Linked DNA regions of Homo sapiens: regions 1 and 3 are each linked to region 2. The links are chromatin loops, found by intact Hi-C in ENCODE. Cell type or tissue: ascending aorta. All regions are shown on one strand. Links, peaks and the distances in the headings refer to the core of each region. The heading gives the core; the rest is flanking DNA.

Evidence for each region. Hi-C counts contacts between places; a loop is a spot of excess contacts. Peaks named below come from ENCODE experiments on the same cell type or tissue, not always from the same donor. Only the 100,000 strongest peaks of a DNase experiment are listed, where the experiment ranks them.
Region 1: a loop joins it to region 2, with 4 times the contacts of the local background. A loop is called at or near these places in 10 of 110 quality-filtered maps.
Region 3: a loop joins it to region 2, with 2.3 times the contacts of the local background. A loop is called at or near these places in 5 of 110 quality-filtered maps.

The regions. Positions count from the first base shown.
Region 1 is chr9:108,140,309-108,145,972 of GRCh38, forward strand. All of the region lies in intron 4 of LOC105376214 (a long non-coding RNA gene), which reads right to left. Among named protein-coding and RNA genes, the nearest start is that of KLF4, 650 kb to the left of the region's middle. In ascending aorta, for the core only: no CTCF peak of the experiment used is centred there; a DNase peak (open chromatin) is centred at 2,593; H3K27ac peaks cover 1,792 bases.
Region 2 is chr9:107,747,934-107,753,597 of GRCh38, forward strand. It overlaps LOC105376208 (a long non-coding RNA gene), which reads left to right. Exons shown (of 7, transcript XR_930229.2): 2 at 4,458-4,618. Among named protein-coding and RNA genes, the nearest start is that of KLF4, 260 kb to the left of the region's middle. RefSeq lists enhancers at 3,219-3,946, 3,988-4,087. In ascending aorta, for the core only: no CTCF peak of the experiment used is centred there; DNase peaks (open chromatin) are centred at 2,038, 2,958 and 4,098; H3K27ac peaks cover 4,000 bases.
Region 3 is chr9:107,545,497-107,551,160 of GRCh38, forward strand. No RefSeq gene overlaps it. Among named protein-coding and RNA genes, the nearest start is that of KLF4, 59 kb to the left of the region's middle. In ascending aorta, for the core only: no CTCF peak of the experiment used is centred there; a DNase peak (open chromatin) is centred at 3,005; H3K4me3 peaks cover 632 bases; H3K27ac peaks cover 670 bases.

The DNA of each region.
Region 1 (5,664 bases), core at 1,004-5,003, 390 kb after region 2:
CTCATAAAACAAGAATATGCAGATTGGTTACCAATATAAAATTTATAATGGGATAGAGACCCTTCTAAGAGCAAAAATAATTGGTTTTGCTATTCCAGATACCTCTTTCCAGTTAGGAGAGTTGGATGTGCTTCCAGAAACCTGGTCAGCATGCAGAATAGCTCCAGTAGCTCTCAGCTATATGGACCCTTCCTGACCCAGAGTTAGACCCGGTGAACTGATTACCAGAATCCTCAAGCTCACCAGGTACTGTGCCCTTCACTCACCCAAACAAGGCCTTTGGTAGAGTACAACAAATACTGATGACCTCTTACCATGTATTCAATTTAATGACCTTAGATGTCAACTATGAGTCGGTCATGGTTCTAGATGGTTTAGATACACACATTAGCCAAGTTAAGTAACGCTAGCTGCTATGTAAACCACCTCTATAACCTCAGCAGGTTAACACAATAGACCTGCTCACAGGTCTTGCTCACATAATGGTCAATATTTCTTGCTCACATAATGGTTCAGTGTAGGCTGGGCGATGCAACTGGGTAGCTCTCCTCCAGGCAATAAGTCAGGTATCCAGGTGTGTGAATCTGCCATGCAGGTGGGGGACACGGTGCATGGAAGATTATATTAAACCTTTCATGGTCAAGGCTAGAAATGTCATACAACACTCTGTCGACATTCAATTGGCCAGCACCCAGGCGCATGGCTCTGAAGAGGCTATTAAATGAGCTGCCTTTATGTGTCCAAGAACAAGAAATGAGGTTGATGAGCTACATTCTGCCTCACAGTCCGTCCGATCTCTTTCCTGGTTGGGTTTACATCAACTATCTCTTTTCCTGGCTTTCAGGCAGCCCATGATTGGTTGAGCCTATCTTTGCTTCAAAGTGATAAAGGCAGTCCTGTTGAGTGGGACCTGGCTGAATTTAATGACAGACTATCACAACCTGAACCTGAATACTTTGGCAAGACGTGACATTTCCATTCATTTATATGGCAGAGCATGGACTATCCACCTGTAAGGGCAGGCCACTTCCAGTCACTCTCAAAGGGTCTCTATTTCTAAATTCTTGTAATATTTTATGCTATCCTCTATAGACTGACATAATCTACTTGCTTACATGTTCCTTTTTTCTGGAAGGCCTTCTGTCATTCCATAAACTGGTACAAATATCTTGTCTGGGTGCATTTCTTTCTTCTTGAACCTTCCGCACCGTAACATCCTTTACATTTTATTGTCATTTAACCTTTTGATCTTTGAGATAGACAAGGGAAGGGACCGTGTCTTGAGCACATATTTCTTTATTCTTAGCATCTAATACATTACATAAAATGTTAAAGCCACTGAAATGTTTTTATTTAATTAATCGTTTATTTACTTAATTTAGTATTATTTCTTGAATGCTGACTGACTGAATGAATGATTGAAAAATGAAGAAAAGCCAGGTATGGTGGCACTCATCTATACTTCCAGCTACTCAGAAGGCTGAGACAAGAGGATAGCTTGTAGTCAGGAGCAGGAGGCTACAATGAGCTCCGATGGAGCCTATTAATAGCCACTGCACTCCAGCTTGGGTAACATAGCAAGGCCCTGTCTCTAAAAAGATAAACAAATAAAAATTTAGAAAATAAATAAAGAAGATTAAGAGAGTGTAGAGTTGTCATTCAGCCTGCTTTAAAGTTTCCAGACTAGCTTTGGAATTTAGAGGAAAGAAATGAAAACCTCTGGATGGCTTATTGATTCTCTGCAACAGTTTGGTGGTGAATCCAAGATTTTTATTGCCATTTAGTGGATAAGAACACTGAGGTCAACATCATACTGTGGGTCAGTAGAAGAGATGACATTTCAACTTGCATCTCTCTGGCTTGAGCCCCTGTTCTTTCCTCTCATGAGACCTCATTGCCTCCCTTCTGGTGAGTGAAGGAGTATGATACCCTTTCTACTTGTGTAGTTCTTTAGGGTGTCCCAGGCATGTCACAGCCAGAACCTCACTGGTGCTGGCATGGCAGCTATCACTGGGAGGATGCACTGAGCCCCTGCTTTGTGACAGAGCCAGCTGCCCAAGGCACAGCCAACAGCTTCTAATCAAAGGGAATTCTGAAGAAAAAAAAAAACCTTCAGCAATCTTCTGGGGATTCTTCCTATCAAAGTCCCTGGCAATAAATAATACATGAAAAGAGATCCGCTCATGCGAAGGTGGACTTCAAAGCGGGTGGGGTAACAGTGCTCAAACCCACCACTTGGCGTCTGTGCTGTCTGCTCATTCCAGAAGTTAATTCACAGAGAATAGCATGAGGGAATGCCTGCCTCCCTGCAGCTGATTCATGGGAACTCCGAGCCTGCATTAACAGGAGGGAAGGGCAGCTTGCTAGTCTTTCAAGAGCATTTTCCCAGCCCCAAGCCTTAGAGCTAGGCCTTGGACTGCTGCTGTGACATGTGTTCTGAGCTAGTCCCAAACAAGCACAAACACAATAGCCTCCACTGATCAATGCAGCAGGGCTGAAGGATGGAATCCAAAGCATGAACCCTGAGAACAGAAAGTCCCAGCACTCGCTCTGTGCAAGTTGCCATGAACTCCAGCCATGCATCCTGTGGCCAAGGATGGGTGGCCCCCGAGCAGGAAACTCTTTGGCAGCCTCCACTGCGTGCTTTGCCTGCTGACAAGAGCACACCCTGGCCTTGGTTATTGCCCTTATAAAACAGCTCAAGGAGGATGTGAGCCAAACGTTTTAAATGTGCCTGGAAGAAAAATGTTAACTATGAATCCACGCGGTAGAACAGTACAGTACAACTGCAACAACACGCAGCACTGCTCTCAGAGAAGGGGCCAAGGAGGAAACTGCAACTGTTGCCCAGGTTTCCTGTGGCTTTTCCTTTTCCTCTCTCTGGGGCCAGGGCTGCTCTGAAACCCACTTTGCAACAGAATCTGAGAAATGGGTGCTTTTGTGGCTGTAATTAGAGTCATAGAATTTACAGAATTTTCCCTATTAGGGGAGACTTTAATCCTCCAGTTTGCATGTAAATAGAGACAGAAATTGAAGCTTATAGAGGTCATCATCAAGGTCTATCCTTTCTTACTGAAATTCATTTTGCCTGTTTCCAATCCACATTTTGCAAAAGAAAGTTAATGCATGTAGGATGTCTTTCATAATCGGTACCTATTATCTATCAGGTAATGTCTTAGGTATTTTTCCCATAGCTTATTGAATCTCCAGTACAGCCTTAGAAAGAAATATTATTACCTATATATTAAACAGAAAGAAATAAAAATTGTAGGTGTGTATGTTCCAATACCGGCAAGTACTGGAACAAGCATTAGATCCCTAGTGTCCCTGACCCCAGAACCTCTGTTCTTTTCATTGTGCTAAAATGCCACTCAAGTGTCATTTAAGAGACACATAAGTGTCACTTACACATAAGTGTCTCATATCTCTGGGCTACTGATATCCATTTTTTCTCTAATAACTCTAATAAAGATATTCAATGGAGGTAATCAGAATGATCTTTGAGTACTTCCATCAGGATAAAACCTATTTTGTCCTACCTCATGTTGAAATACCAGAAGCACCGTAGGAAAAAGGACAAGAATGCCCACCAGTGGCATTAACATTTTTTTTTTTTACACTTCAGCCAATAAAATAGAGCAAAACTTAGAAAACTAAAGCAAGAATCCTGCTTTATTTGATAATTGATTGTATAGTGTAAAACTAAGAAAAAATAGCTGTAAAAACTCATAGAACTACTAAGAGAGCTCAGTAAATTAGCCAAATAAAATTTAAAATCAAATCGATGACTTTTCTACATAACAGCAATCTCCATTTAAAAGACACAATGGAAAAAGATCGATTATACTTGTATTAATATATACACCTAAGTACTTTAACAAAATTGTGTGATCTATTTAAATGAAACCACAGAGTTTTACAGAGACTCAAAAGAAAATTTTACAAAATCAAGAAAGGTTTTAAGTTTCCAGATGAGATGCATGAACAAGGATGCCAGATCTTCCCAAATTAATACATAAATTTATCATGATAGTAATAAGGTTTTTACATTAAAAACATCGTTGTAGAGTTATTCAGAAAAGACTGAACAGATGAGTAAAATAGCTAAGAACACATATAAAACAAGAGAAAGAAACGAGAGAGTTTGTCCATCGAAAGATATATAATATTGCAATCATTAAAACAGGATTATACTATCACAAGACTGGATAGATCTACCAGTGGAACAAGACAGAAAGTTCTAGAATGATCATACAATGATCTGGAACTTAATATATGATAATAATGGAAGTAGCAATATTCAATGCAAAATTCAAAGGTATAATATTCACCATATAATACTAGCAAAAGTGGCTAAAAATATGGAAAGAAATAAACATTTACTTAATCCTAATATCACATATCTACCAATTCAAATTCCATATGCCTTACAGATTTATGTGAAAACAAAGAAAACAATTATTAAAATATGAAAATTACAGTAAATATTTAAATTATCTTGAAAGCAGGAAATAACTTCTTCAAACTTTTATTTTAGGTTCAGGGGTGTATGTGCAGGTTTGTTACACAGGTAAACCTGTGTCACAGGGGTTTGTTGTATACAGAAATAATTTCTAAATATAAAATAAATGCAAAAAATCAGAAATAACACAAGTCACAAAAAAAGACACTGCAAAAAAAATACAAAAGAAGAAAAATGTGAAATTAGAAAAGCATTTTCAATGAATAAAAACAAGAGTGTAATACTTTTATATATATATAGATGTATGTGTGTGTCTGCATATATATAAATACATCTCAGAAATCATTTTTAAACAATTTCCAATACCCATTAGCATAATCATACTAGTAGCTATGCCTTAGCCCGTTCTCACCAAGCGGAAACATTCACCTGGATGCTCTGTATTTATCATTTCATATAAGTTTCACACGACGGCATTGGGTTATTTATGCACACAAAATGAGAATGCTAAGACAGGCAATGGTTATTTGCAGAAGGTCACACCACTGGGCCAAAAAAGAAAGAAAAAATCAAAACCAGATACATCTGTCTATAAAGGTCTTACTTCTAAACATGACCCTATATAAAAGTGGCCAAAAGTGATGAGTACCTATGTCAAAGAGGAAGAAAAGTATTTGGTTAACAAACATTTGATTAGTGTTTAGTCTGCCAGTATTCAACATTAAGAGACACCATTTTTAACTATCAAATTAACCCCAAAAATGAGAAATAACAACAAGACCAATCAATGTTGGTGAAGCATTAGCAAAGACGTGGAATCAACTTAGGTGCCCATCAACAGGGTACTGGACACAGAAAATGCGGTACATATACATGATGGAATATTATGCAGCCATAAAAAAGAATGAAATCATGCCCTTAGCAGCAACATAGGTGCAGCTGGAGGCCATTATTCTAAGTGAATTAACACAGGAACAAGAAACCAAATACCGTGTGTTCTCTTGTATACGTGGGAGCTAAACACTGGGTCCTCATGGACATAAAGGTAGTAACAATAGACACTGGGGACTAGTAGAGGGAGAGAGAGGCAAGGGGGCAGAATTTGAAAATCTACCTATTGGGTACTGTGCTCACTATATGGCTGGTAGGATCAATCATAGCCCAAACTTAGCATGATGCAATGTACTCATGTAGCAAACCTG
Region 2 (5,664 bases), core at 1,115-5,114:
CATAGTGGCTGGAGGGGCTTGCAGAAAGAAAGAGCTTTCAAGCTTTTGCTTGCTTCACATTTGCTAATGGTCCCATTGGCCAAAGACAGTTTCATGGCCTACTGAGATTCAAGGGGCAGAGAAATATGTTCCACTTCTTAATATAAGGAGCCGCAACTCACACTACAGGTATGGGAAGGATTTACGGGTGGGAAATCCAGTGTTCTTGCTGCATATGGTGATGGTAGAGAAGAGGAAACCAAAGAAACAAAGGCACATCCTGATGGGCCTTGAATGCCAAGTGAAGGGCTTCAACTTTATTTTGTAAGCATTGAGGGTTCCTGAAAAGATTTAAGCAGGCCAGCTTTGGATTTAAAAAGCCCATTCCAGTGGCTATAAGAAGGTTGGATTGGAAAAAGGTAAAATTCAAGGAAAAGGACCCATTAGGCCATCCATATTTCAGGAACAGGGGGTCAAGGCCTGAACCAAGACTGTCACTGAGCTCTTTGAAAGCAGGGCCATAAGTTCCTCATGTTTTTAGCCCATGTGTAGCACAGTGCCTGGTCTCGAGTTGGCATTCACCAAATGCTCAAATGAATGTTATACGGAGAGCAGAGTGTGGACTGCCAGATGGTTTGGAGGTCAGATGACCAGGGCTTTCCTGATAGTCAACAACAGGAAGAAGAACGAGATGGGTGTGAGTGTTCAGAAATTTGTTCGTGTCAGCTGAGGAGGTGAAGGCTGGGTGCAGAGTCAGAAGCCAGTTACAAGGACTTGAGATGCACATCTCTCTGTCCATCCTCTGTCATCTCCTTCATGTCAAGGACACTCTCTGACATGAACTTGGGCAACTCTCTTCGTTCACCAGGGCCTCTGTTTCCAAATTCTTTAAAACAGAGATGGTAACTCCAGGACCCTGGCAATGCCAGTAATATACTCTGAAGAGAAACTATGAGAGAACCCCACTTAAAGGGTGGACATCACTGGTGCTCTCTCATTAAGGTTGAGCATTATTGGACAAACCTACCCACATGAAGGTCAGGCTGGGAGGACTGGAGCAGGTTCTTTTTTTTTAGTGAAGAAATTTTCCATTGGGAGCTTCATGGAAATGATGCTTAATGCCTTTACCACTCTGCCTTTCCAAAGGATGTTAGTCTCCCTCGTGAGAGAATCTATGTAATGTACTGGTGACGTAGGCATCATCAAGGCCTATTATGTCCATTTCCCAGATGACGGACATCCCATTGGAGATGGCAGTGATTGGCAGAAAAATTACAGGCAAAGGCTAGGTCAGAACTCTGAAGCCTGAATTCTGCCCTGAAGGTCATGGCTCTTCTCCAGCAGTAGCTCCAATACAGGCTTCTCAAGTTTACCCAACTCTAGCGCTAACCAGCTCTTCAGAGTCCTTTCTCTCCAATAGTCATCTTTGTGTAAAGAGCCAAAAAGCAAATGTTCCAATTAATGAAAAGGCTCTTCTATAATAGGATTTGTATGAGATCAAAAGGGTTTCTAACTGGGACAGACCTGCAAGCTTGGAGTGCTGTGCTTTTCCAGCATGTGCTGTAATTAATACATACACTGAACATTACATATAATCTGCATATTATTGACCCAATGCACAATTCATATGGTAATGCCATTAATTGCATATTACCTAGGCGGCTTAATGAACATTACATAGGTTTTTAATGGATGTAGTTACTATAATTGAGTTCAATTATATCCCTGCCATGCATATGAGGTCAATAGACTAGCTCGACCCCACAGGGTCTGGGAGAAAGGAAACAGGTGTTTGTAGTGAGGGCAATTTGTGAGCTGGAGCAGAGAGAAGGGAGAGGCCAAGGGCCAGAGATGACTTGCTTGGCTGGGCCCTTTTTAGGGCCCGGATAGTGGTACACAAAGCTGGGTAAACAGCAGGCAGTCTATGCACAAAGGCAGGATCTCCTGCTTGCCCCTCTGCTGTGGGTTTGGAACAGGGCACCAGACTGGAGCCCTGAAGCCAGCCACGCCCACGCTGTAACAGGACACTTTCTTCTACGCTGACCCAAAGCCAATGGGCAGTTGCATCACTTCCTCTGGCAGAGTGGAGGCCACATGATTCTAGCATCTGGGCTTGCCAGGGATGCAGGGGAGCCCTGCCTGTCCATGATGCTGGCGCAGAAGGCCCTGAGCCTGGTGTTGCTTCTTTTCTCCAAATTCTATGTCTGGAGTGGAAGAGGCAAAGCTGCTGCTCCCATATTCTGGGTGCTCACACCCTCTAAAAGAGATAACCCCATGTGGACAGAGAACTAGGGAGTGAAGAGGCATCAGAGTTCCTCATACTTCCCTTCCTAAAAAAGAGAAAGGTGACTCAGAGATGACAAACACCTGCCATAAACTAGGCACTGCTGATGTTACCTACTTTACCCTCCACTGGATTTCTCCCATTTGGTTAAAGTGATACTAAATCTTCAGAGAGGTTAGAAATTTTCCCAAGGACACACACACACACACACACACACATACACATGCACACACAACACAACACAACACAACACACACAGAACTTGTTGAAGGTGGGGTCAGAATTTGAACTCAGGTCAGTCTCACCCCAAAGTTTACAGCACCCAATTACTCCAGGCTGCTTTGTTGCAACTTTGCTGTGTTCCTAGTTTTGAAGGCCACTCCAGAAGGGGTAAAATAATGATGAAAAGGAAAGTTTGATGCAGATATCAGGATAGAAAGAAAAGAAGAAAATGAATGATTTTTTTTAAAATCACAGAGAGAGAATTTGATTTTTCCAGTAACCTTCTTGCAAAGTATACATTTGCATGTCTCTTTTTCTGCCTGTCTTTCCACTCTCATTGACCGCTGATTTGCTAAGTTGGGCTGGCCAGGAATACACTTTCTATTTAGAAAGCAAATGCGGCCAGATTTGGGCCCCGGCCTAGGAGCTGACTCACTTTTGCTGGGATGACACATTCACTGCGCATGTTTCACAATTTTCAGAAACACCAGATTTATTTCTGTCAATACCCAGAGCCCCACTTCGCTGTCCACCTAAGGCCACACACTGAGGCGTTGCTATTTTTTTCCCTGGGGCCTAAATGGATGGGAAGACTTCCCATGCCTGAAACATCACCCTCATTTGTAAGGAGAGAAAGTCTGGCCAAGAATTGCAGTGTTTTTAACCAGAATTTGGCTGGCTTTCAATAGCTTTATGCCAAAGCTGTACCAGCCAGAGAGATGGCTGTGAGTGTGTGTGTGTGTGTGTGTGTGGAGGCGGGGGGGGGGGGGGTGAGGCTTGAAAACAAGGCAAAAAAGGAAGGAAAAAAAAACACGCAGACAGCAGAGAGGAAAGGAGAGAATAGGAGAGAATGAGGGTTGATTAAGTTTGGCAAGGAAGAAAAGAGAAGGAAGAGAGGGAGTTTAAAAAGAGAAAGGCAGCAAGAGAAATAACAAAGGAAGAATCAGGAGAGAGAAGGAGAGATTAACTTACTTTAACTAATCAACTACTATGAGAATGCCAAGCATTGTTGGGGATGCTTCTGCACACCACCTCATCTAATTCTCACAACCACCTTGTGGGTACACATAATGAAGCTTCATTGTTATTAATAAAGAAGTAGGGGGCTCAGGAAGTTGGAACCCTTTGCCCTGAGGCTATACTGATAATACAGGGCAGAGGGATTTGGACCTCCCATCTCTGACTTTTAAAAGCTTGGAGGACTCTGCTTGCCATCAGGGAGCTTCATGGGAGGCCCTGTGATCTGGATGGTCCGTGACAGTCTCCTCTAAGGGGGTTGTTTACACACTTAGACACTAAGAGCTTAAGACTTGAAGGGACTGCTACATATACAAAGCTCTGGATTCAGAGCTATCTGGAAACTTTCTCCAGGGTAAATAAAAACAACCACTTCAACAATGTTGCCAATGAATCTCTCTCCAAAAAAGAAAAGGAAAGGAAAAGGGAAAGTGATGCTATTTTTTCCCCCTCCAAAGTAAAGGTTACAACAACATTTTCTTTGAGCTGATGTGAGAGCAGCCAGCAGACATTTCTTTGGTAACCATCTCCATGTGTCTGTGTGGAAAGTACCTTGCAGTGACTAAGCGTTCGTTGAGGTGATTCACTTGTCACTGCGCTTGGGGACTTTGGACTAGTCCTGGCAGCTGCAAAGTTATTTTCATCGGCTTCTGACCCAGGCCCTCCCTGCAGGGCACAGGTGCCTGAGAATGTACCCCTGTCTCTGCTCACAAGGTGAGCAAGGGGGGCTGGAAGACAAGCTCTCTCTGGACTCCTGGCAAGACTTCTAGAAAGTCCTAGCTGCTAATTTCCTTGGCAGCCTAGGAGTCAAGGGTCTGAGGCAGCACTCAGGGCTTGAAATGAAATGAAGCTCATTTACTGAGCATCTAGGATATGCCAGAAGTTTTCTCTTCATTTGTCTCATTCTTCCTCACAGTAATCCAAATAAATGTTTTCTTTTGTCATTGAAACGGAGACCCTAACAGAGCAAGAGGCCTGACCTTCACACCTATGTAACCCAAGGTCACAGAAATGCTGAGGGGCCATGTGACTCCAGTGAAGCAGGAGTATCCATCCAGCCACAGAGATGGGACCTGTCCAAATGGGACCTGTCTGTTCCAAAGGTTATTCTGCTTGGTAAGTCTGTTTAGATTGCAATATTTTATTAAAATTATATACACATAGAAAAGGGCACCTAGAAGTATACAGGTTGATAAATGTTCACAACCTGAATAGAGCCTATAATTAACACCCAAATCAAAAAGCAGAACATTCCCTCTGGTCACCTGTCTCCAAGATGACTGCCATCAGTTCATTTCCTCCAAGTATATTAATGTCCTTTTCCTGGAGAAGTGGAATTCTTCCTCTTTTCCCCTTGAATTTGGACTGGCTTTAATGACTTCTTTGACCATAGAATGAAGCGGAAATGTTGCTAGGGCTAGATCATAAAAAACCTTGCAGCTTCTCCCTGGGTCTCTTGGAAACCCTCTCCAGGAGCTCTGAAATACTACATAAGAGGTCCAGCTACTCTGAGACTGCCATGTTGGAGAGGCCACATATAGGCACTCCTGTTGACAGTTCCAGTGGAACCCAGACTTCTGGTGATCCCTGACAAAGCAGGAAATTTGTTAGGAGAGTTTTCTTGGACCCTGCAAAGCAGCCCATTTGCCAGCTAAAGACCACTGAGTGACCCCTGTCAAAACCACATGGAGCAAAAGAATCACCCACCTGAGCCCTGACCAAACTTCTGACCCACAAAATCATGAGATATAATGAAATGATTGTTGTTTTAAGCCCCTAAGTTTTGGGGGTAATTTATTAGGCAGTGATAAGAAAAGTAAATATAATCCACCAGCGCAGAAGCCCCCAGTTGACCCTTTCCAGTTATTATGCTCCCTTCAATGGTAACCATGTGTCAACTTCCTCTACCATAGATTGGTTCTGCCTGTTTTTATGGCTTCTATCAATGGAATCATACAATATCTTCTTTTTTTGTGAGCCTGGCTTCTTTGGCTCAATATTATTTTATAAAATTCTTCCCTAATGTTGCATGTAGCTGCAGATTCTCATTCTCATCATTGTAGTCCAATGTGTGACTATATTAATTTATCCATTCTATTATTGATAGACATTTGAGTTGTTTCCAGCTTTTGGCTATTATGAATAACATCGCTATGAACATT
Region 3 (5,664 bases), core at 1,004-5,003, 200 kb before region 2:
GGCCAAAAAATGGACTATCATCGGGTTTCCTTCGTATTTATCTCACAAACTTACTGTAAATAATGTTGATCATTCACATGCATACAGCTTTGTAAACAGATACTATTTACCAAATTCTTTCAAATGTATTACCTCACTTGATGCTGACAAGATAACCACCGAAGGAGGGCTCTCTTAGTGTCCCTAGTTGAACTGATGAAGAGGACGGGAAACTGAAGTGACCAGTTCAAGGTCAGACTGCAGGGGTCTTCTGCTGCCAGACTGGGCACATGAGGGTTGGGTTGGGTGGCTCATATTATCAGTAGATGACTAAATGTTTTTTTTCCTTTGAGACGGAGTCTTGCTCTGTCGCCCAGGCTGGAGAGCAGTGGCGGGATCTTGGCTCGCTGCAACCTCCGCCTCCCGGGTTCAAGCAGTTCTCCTGCCTCAGCCTCCCAAGTAGCTGGGATTACAGGAGCGCGCCGCCATACCCCGCTTATTTTTATATTTTTAGTAGAGACATGGTTTCTCCACTGTTTCTCTCTTTTTTTTTTCTTTTTCTTTTCTTTTTTTCCTTTTCTGTCAGTGCTTGTTGCTGTGGCTGATATTACCCAGGCAGAAGAAGAACAAATGTCCTTAATTTGCTTCTTCATAAAGGGCTTATACTATTGAGTGCTCCAAGACTTGCTTGCCCCTTGGAAACCATTTGCTGTTTCCTATGTCACTGTCTTCCAAAGAATCCTGTGAAGTAATGCAGGCATACTATGTCCAAAGTGACCAGCTGGGTCAAGGCAAAGTTGAGCTGCTTAATTGGCTGTTCCAGTTTTTCTTCTATCACAGATCATCCATGATACCAGCCAAAAGCAACTCTGCTGCCCATTTGAGCAAGGGCATTGAAGCTCACAAAAGGCTCATGAAGTTAACAGCACACAAAGGGCTTTCATATCTCTTACCTTAACAATCCCTAGCAGGGGAGGCCATCCTGTTATTTGTCACTGAGGCTGGAGTGCAACGGCACGATCTTGCCTCACTGCAACCTCTGCCTCCTGGGTTCAAGCGATTCTCCTGCCTCAGCCTCCCAAGTAGCTGGGACTACAGGATCCCACCATCATGCCTGGCTAATTTTTGTATTTTTAGTAGAGATGGGATTTCACCGTGTTGGTCAGGCTGGTCTCGAACTCCTGACCTCAGGTGATCCGCCTGCCTTGGCCTTCCAAAGTGCTCGGATTACAGGTGTGAGCCACTGTGCCCACTCCATCCTGTTATTTGCATTAACCATTGCGTATAGATGAGGAAACTGAGTTCTAGAGACTACACAGAGCTAGTAAGTGACACAGTAAGAATTACAGTCTTACCGTGAATTATGAATCCAAGTTTAATCCATGCTTTTTCCAGTACACCATGCCTTTACCCCCCTCCCTGACAAAAAATAGCTATGAAACATTCAGCAACCCTGAAATTGTTGATTTACTGTAGTGCTCCCTCCTAGGATAATGCACCTTATAGATCTGTTTTCCAGGCACCATTTGAGCATCTGGCAAATGGGAGGATCTTTCCTCATGGCAGCTGGAAACCAGCAAGTAAAACATTTACCAGGTTATTGACATAATGAGTCTGGGTGTTTGTTTAGGTATCAGGCAGTTATTGATTGCTTTTTAACACTGTTTTGAAATGAAAATAAATGTGAGAATAAGCCCCTAAATGGCCCTAATAGAATGTCAAGACTAATCAATACTTGAGTATGATAAATTTATAATCCTGGGAGGGACTGCTGAGGGGAACCATTAGTTCTGTCTGACTGCATAATGGGGTTGGGGGCTTACAGGATGGGAAGGCTTTTAGGAGGCCTCTGAGGAGGAACCAGAGGAGGGGGCAAGGGCAGGGGTTAGTCAGTAGATGAAGAATCAGGAACTTCTTGCGGATGGTCTCATGTCAGTTACAGGACTCTTTGTTGTTGATACCCAAGGGCAACAGCATATTTTAGCCACTTTAAATGAGGTTGCCTTCTAAGAAAGGAACTATCAACTAGGATGAAACCAGAGATATGCAAATCTCTGGTAAAGACAGAACAGCTGACTAGATCAAGGCCCTCCACAATTTTAGCATTTCTAAAGAAAGATTGCGTCCATCTAATGGAGGCTGGAGTCATTCCTGGAATTTTGGAAAATAGGAACTATTATTGATGGGGACTTGGAGTCTTTCTCTATTAAAGTACTAATTTTTAGATCACATGACCATAACATAGGACCCTTCAAGACTGTAATGTGGCTTCTCAAGGGCCGGTCTGTCTACAGGGAGAACTTCTCCCAGTCCTGCCCATGGGGGCCAGGAGCCTGCTGAAGCTGGGAACCTGTGGGAGCAGTTAGTGGGCAAGAAAAGCTCGGGAGGACGAAGTGAGCATCAGCTGTAAGGAGGAAGGAGGAAGGAAACCAGACTGACAACTGGGTTTGATCAACCAAAGATCACAGTGACCTTGTTAAGAACTGTTTTGGGAGTAGGATGGGCCTGATGCCAGTTTTGAAGCTGTGCAGGGAGAGCTAAGGCCATAACTGGAGGGGAAGTCGGGTGAAAGGATTACTTATTTTTTAATTTTTCAGTGTGAGAAACCTGGGCATGTTTGGATGTTGACAGGAAGGGCTGGTGGAAAGAGTTGATTGCAGACACCTTAGGGAGAGGAGTTGTTGGTTAGTGTGATGCTCCTGGGCAGATGGATGGGGAGGTGGCAGACTTAGGTGAAAGGAAGAAGGGAGGCAGGCCCAGAAGTGTGGATGAGGAACACTGGGACTGTAGGATGGGGTCTTCTTTGCTCAGGGTGAATGAGCCTGTTTGGGGTGCATGAGGCTGTTAGTTTGAGGAAGGGGTGGAGGGGCTTAGAACCCATTGTTGAGAGAAATGTGAGGAAGTGTCTCCAACAGGGGAGAGAAAAAGGCTTCCTAAAGTACGTTTCAGGCCCAGCATGAGCCCCCTCTCCCCAGTTCATCTGTAAGGGCCAGCCTCTGCCAAGAAACACAATGTCTCTCTGTCATCAATGATGCAACCGTGAGTAAGAGGCACTGAATCCTGTTTCCGACATAAAAATGAAAGTGATATAAGACACAGAGCCATTGTGAAATCTAGACAAATCTTTAACTATTTGTCATTTAGCACATTGCTTTGCTCACCCTGTGTCTTCGTTTTCCCAAAGGTGGACAACTCACTGAGGGCCCTCAGCCCTTCCTCAGCTCACAAGCGGGACCTCAGGTCTATAAACAGTTTCAGGAGGAAAGGGAAGCAGAATGAGGAAACGAGGCTCCAATGCCAAGCATTGGGGAGCCCGGAAAGACCACATTTCCAAGAATTCCAGGCCCGGAAGTAGGAGCTGGTGAGCGCTTCTTTAAGTCAACCCATTAGGTATCAATAAGATGAACAGGACAATTACTCTGGGGTCAGTTACTCCCCTTCCAGAAGGAATCTTCACTGTGGCTTACTCATTGCTAGCAGGAATCCTTTAAATGCCAAGCTTCCTAGTGCGTTTCATTAGGATTTTAATGTTCACAAACACAATTCCAGGATCATCTCCTGGGCATAATTAACAGGGCCAATTGGATGAGCCACTTTTCTTGGAGGTAGCTTGAGACTGGAATAGGGTTCTTATGCCTAGAGATGTAGAGGAAGAACTTTTTTTGAACTAGAAACTCCCTTCTCTAACAGGTGGATTTGTGACCTTCCCCTTCCCAAGACTTGCTTTGGGCTTGGGTAGAAGGAGAGCAGATTCCCAGAGATGGTCCTGGTTTATGGAAAAGGCATGAGCACAGTCCAGGAATGGATACTGTTGGTGACAGCAAATTAGAAATCCTAGCTGGAGGGTGAGCTGTGGTAGCAAGAGGAAGTTGTACATTTTATTTAGACTGGATTTGTGACATGCTGGCAGCATGTGAAAAATAACAGATAACGTAGATTTGTACATGCCATCTCGGGGGCTGGCATTGCAGTGGAGAAGGGAGGGCCAAAATGCCAGGATCCCAGTTCCACCAGTTTTGACAGTGTAACTTTTGGCTATTGTTTCTCTCATCTGGGAAAGGTCATAATAATACCCTGAGGGTCACTCCAAAGATTGGAATAATTTAATTTGAAGTTCTGTGCAAATTAAGGGACCCATTACAAACATTAACTTTCTTGAAAAAAATCTGTATTATTTTATCATTATTGTTGTTTTCTTTTGTAGAGACAGGGTCTCACTATATTACCCAGGCTGGTCACATACTCCTGGCCTCAAGCAATCCTCCCACTTTGGCCTCCCAAAGTACTGGCATTACAGGAGTGAGCCACCACACCCAGGCTTAATTCTTATAGGCAGAGGCTACACATAAGTATAAGCTTTTAAGAATTGAGGTGTGGACAACATTCATTTATTCTTAAAACTTTTTTTTTTTTTTTTTTTTTTGGAGATGGAGTCTTGCTCTGTCACCCAGGCTGGAGTGTAGTGGCCCGATCTCAGCTCACTGCAACCTCTGCCTCCTGGGTTCAAGTGATTCTCCTGCCTTAGCCTCCTGAGTAGTTGGGATTACAGGCACCCGCCACCATGCCCGGCCAATTTTTGCATTTTTAGTAGAGATGAAATTTCACTATGTTGGCCAGGCTGGTCTCGAACTCCTGACCTCAGGTGATCTGCCTGCCTCAGCCTCCCAAAGTGCTGGGTTTGCAGGTGTGAGCCACTGTGCTGGCCATATTCTTCAAAATTCTGATGTCACTCCGTATGTAGGAGGTACCATGCCAGATGCTTGGGATACATAAACAGTAAGATATAAATCTCTGCCCTGAAAATGCCAAGCATACTGGGGGAGGTGGAAAGCAGTGATCTCAATAAAATATAGTATAATTTGAGCATCCTTAATTCAAAAATTCAAAATCTGAAACTTTTTTTTTTTTTTTTTTGAGATGGAGGCTCGCTCTGTCGCCCAGGGTACAGGGCAGTGGCACAATCTCAGCTCACTGCAACCTCTTCCTCCTGGATTCATGCAATTCTCCTGCCTCAGCCTCCTGAGTAGCTGGGATTACAGGCATGCGCCACCTGTAATTTTTGTATTTTTCGTAGAGATGGGGTTTTGCCACGTTGGCCTGGCTGGTCTCGAGCTCCTGACCTCAGGTGATCCACCCGTCTTGGCCTCCCGAAGTGCTAGGATTACAGGTGTGAGCGACCATGCCTGGCCAAGATCAGAAACTTTTTGAGTGCCATCGTAACACCACAAGTGGAAAATTCCACACCTGACCTAATATGATAGGTCGCAGTCAAAACTATTTCTTGCACAAAATTGTTAAAAATTTTGTATAGAATTGCCATAGGCTATGTGTATAAGGTGTATATGAAACATAAATGAATTTTGTGTTTAGACTTGGGTCTCATCCCCAAGATATCTCATTATGTGTATGCAAATATTCCCAAATCTTAAATCCAAAACACTTCTGGTCTCAAGCATTTCAAATGAGGGATACTCAACCCATATGTGTTGTGAGAGCGAGGGGTAAAAGATGCACTCTGGTTTTGGGATGGGATTCCCGTGTGACCAGAGCTGACTTTTGAGCAGGCTCATTGGAGGCTGAGGAGGGAAGAAAGGCATTGCAGGTAGAGGCCGGGCACGGTGGCTCACGCCTGTAATCCCAGCACTTTGGGAGGCTGAGGCAGGCGGATCACCAGGTCAGGAGATT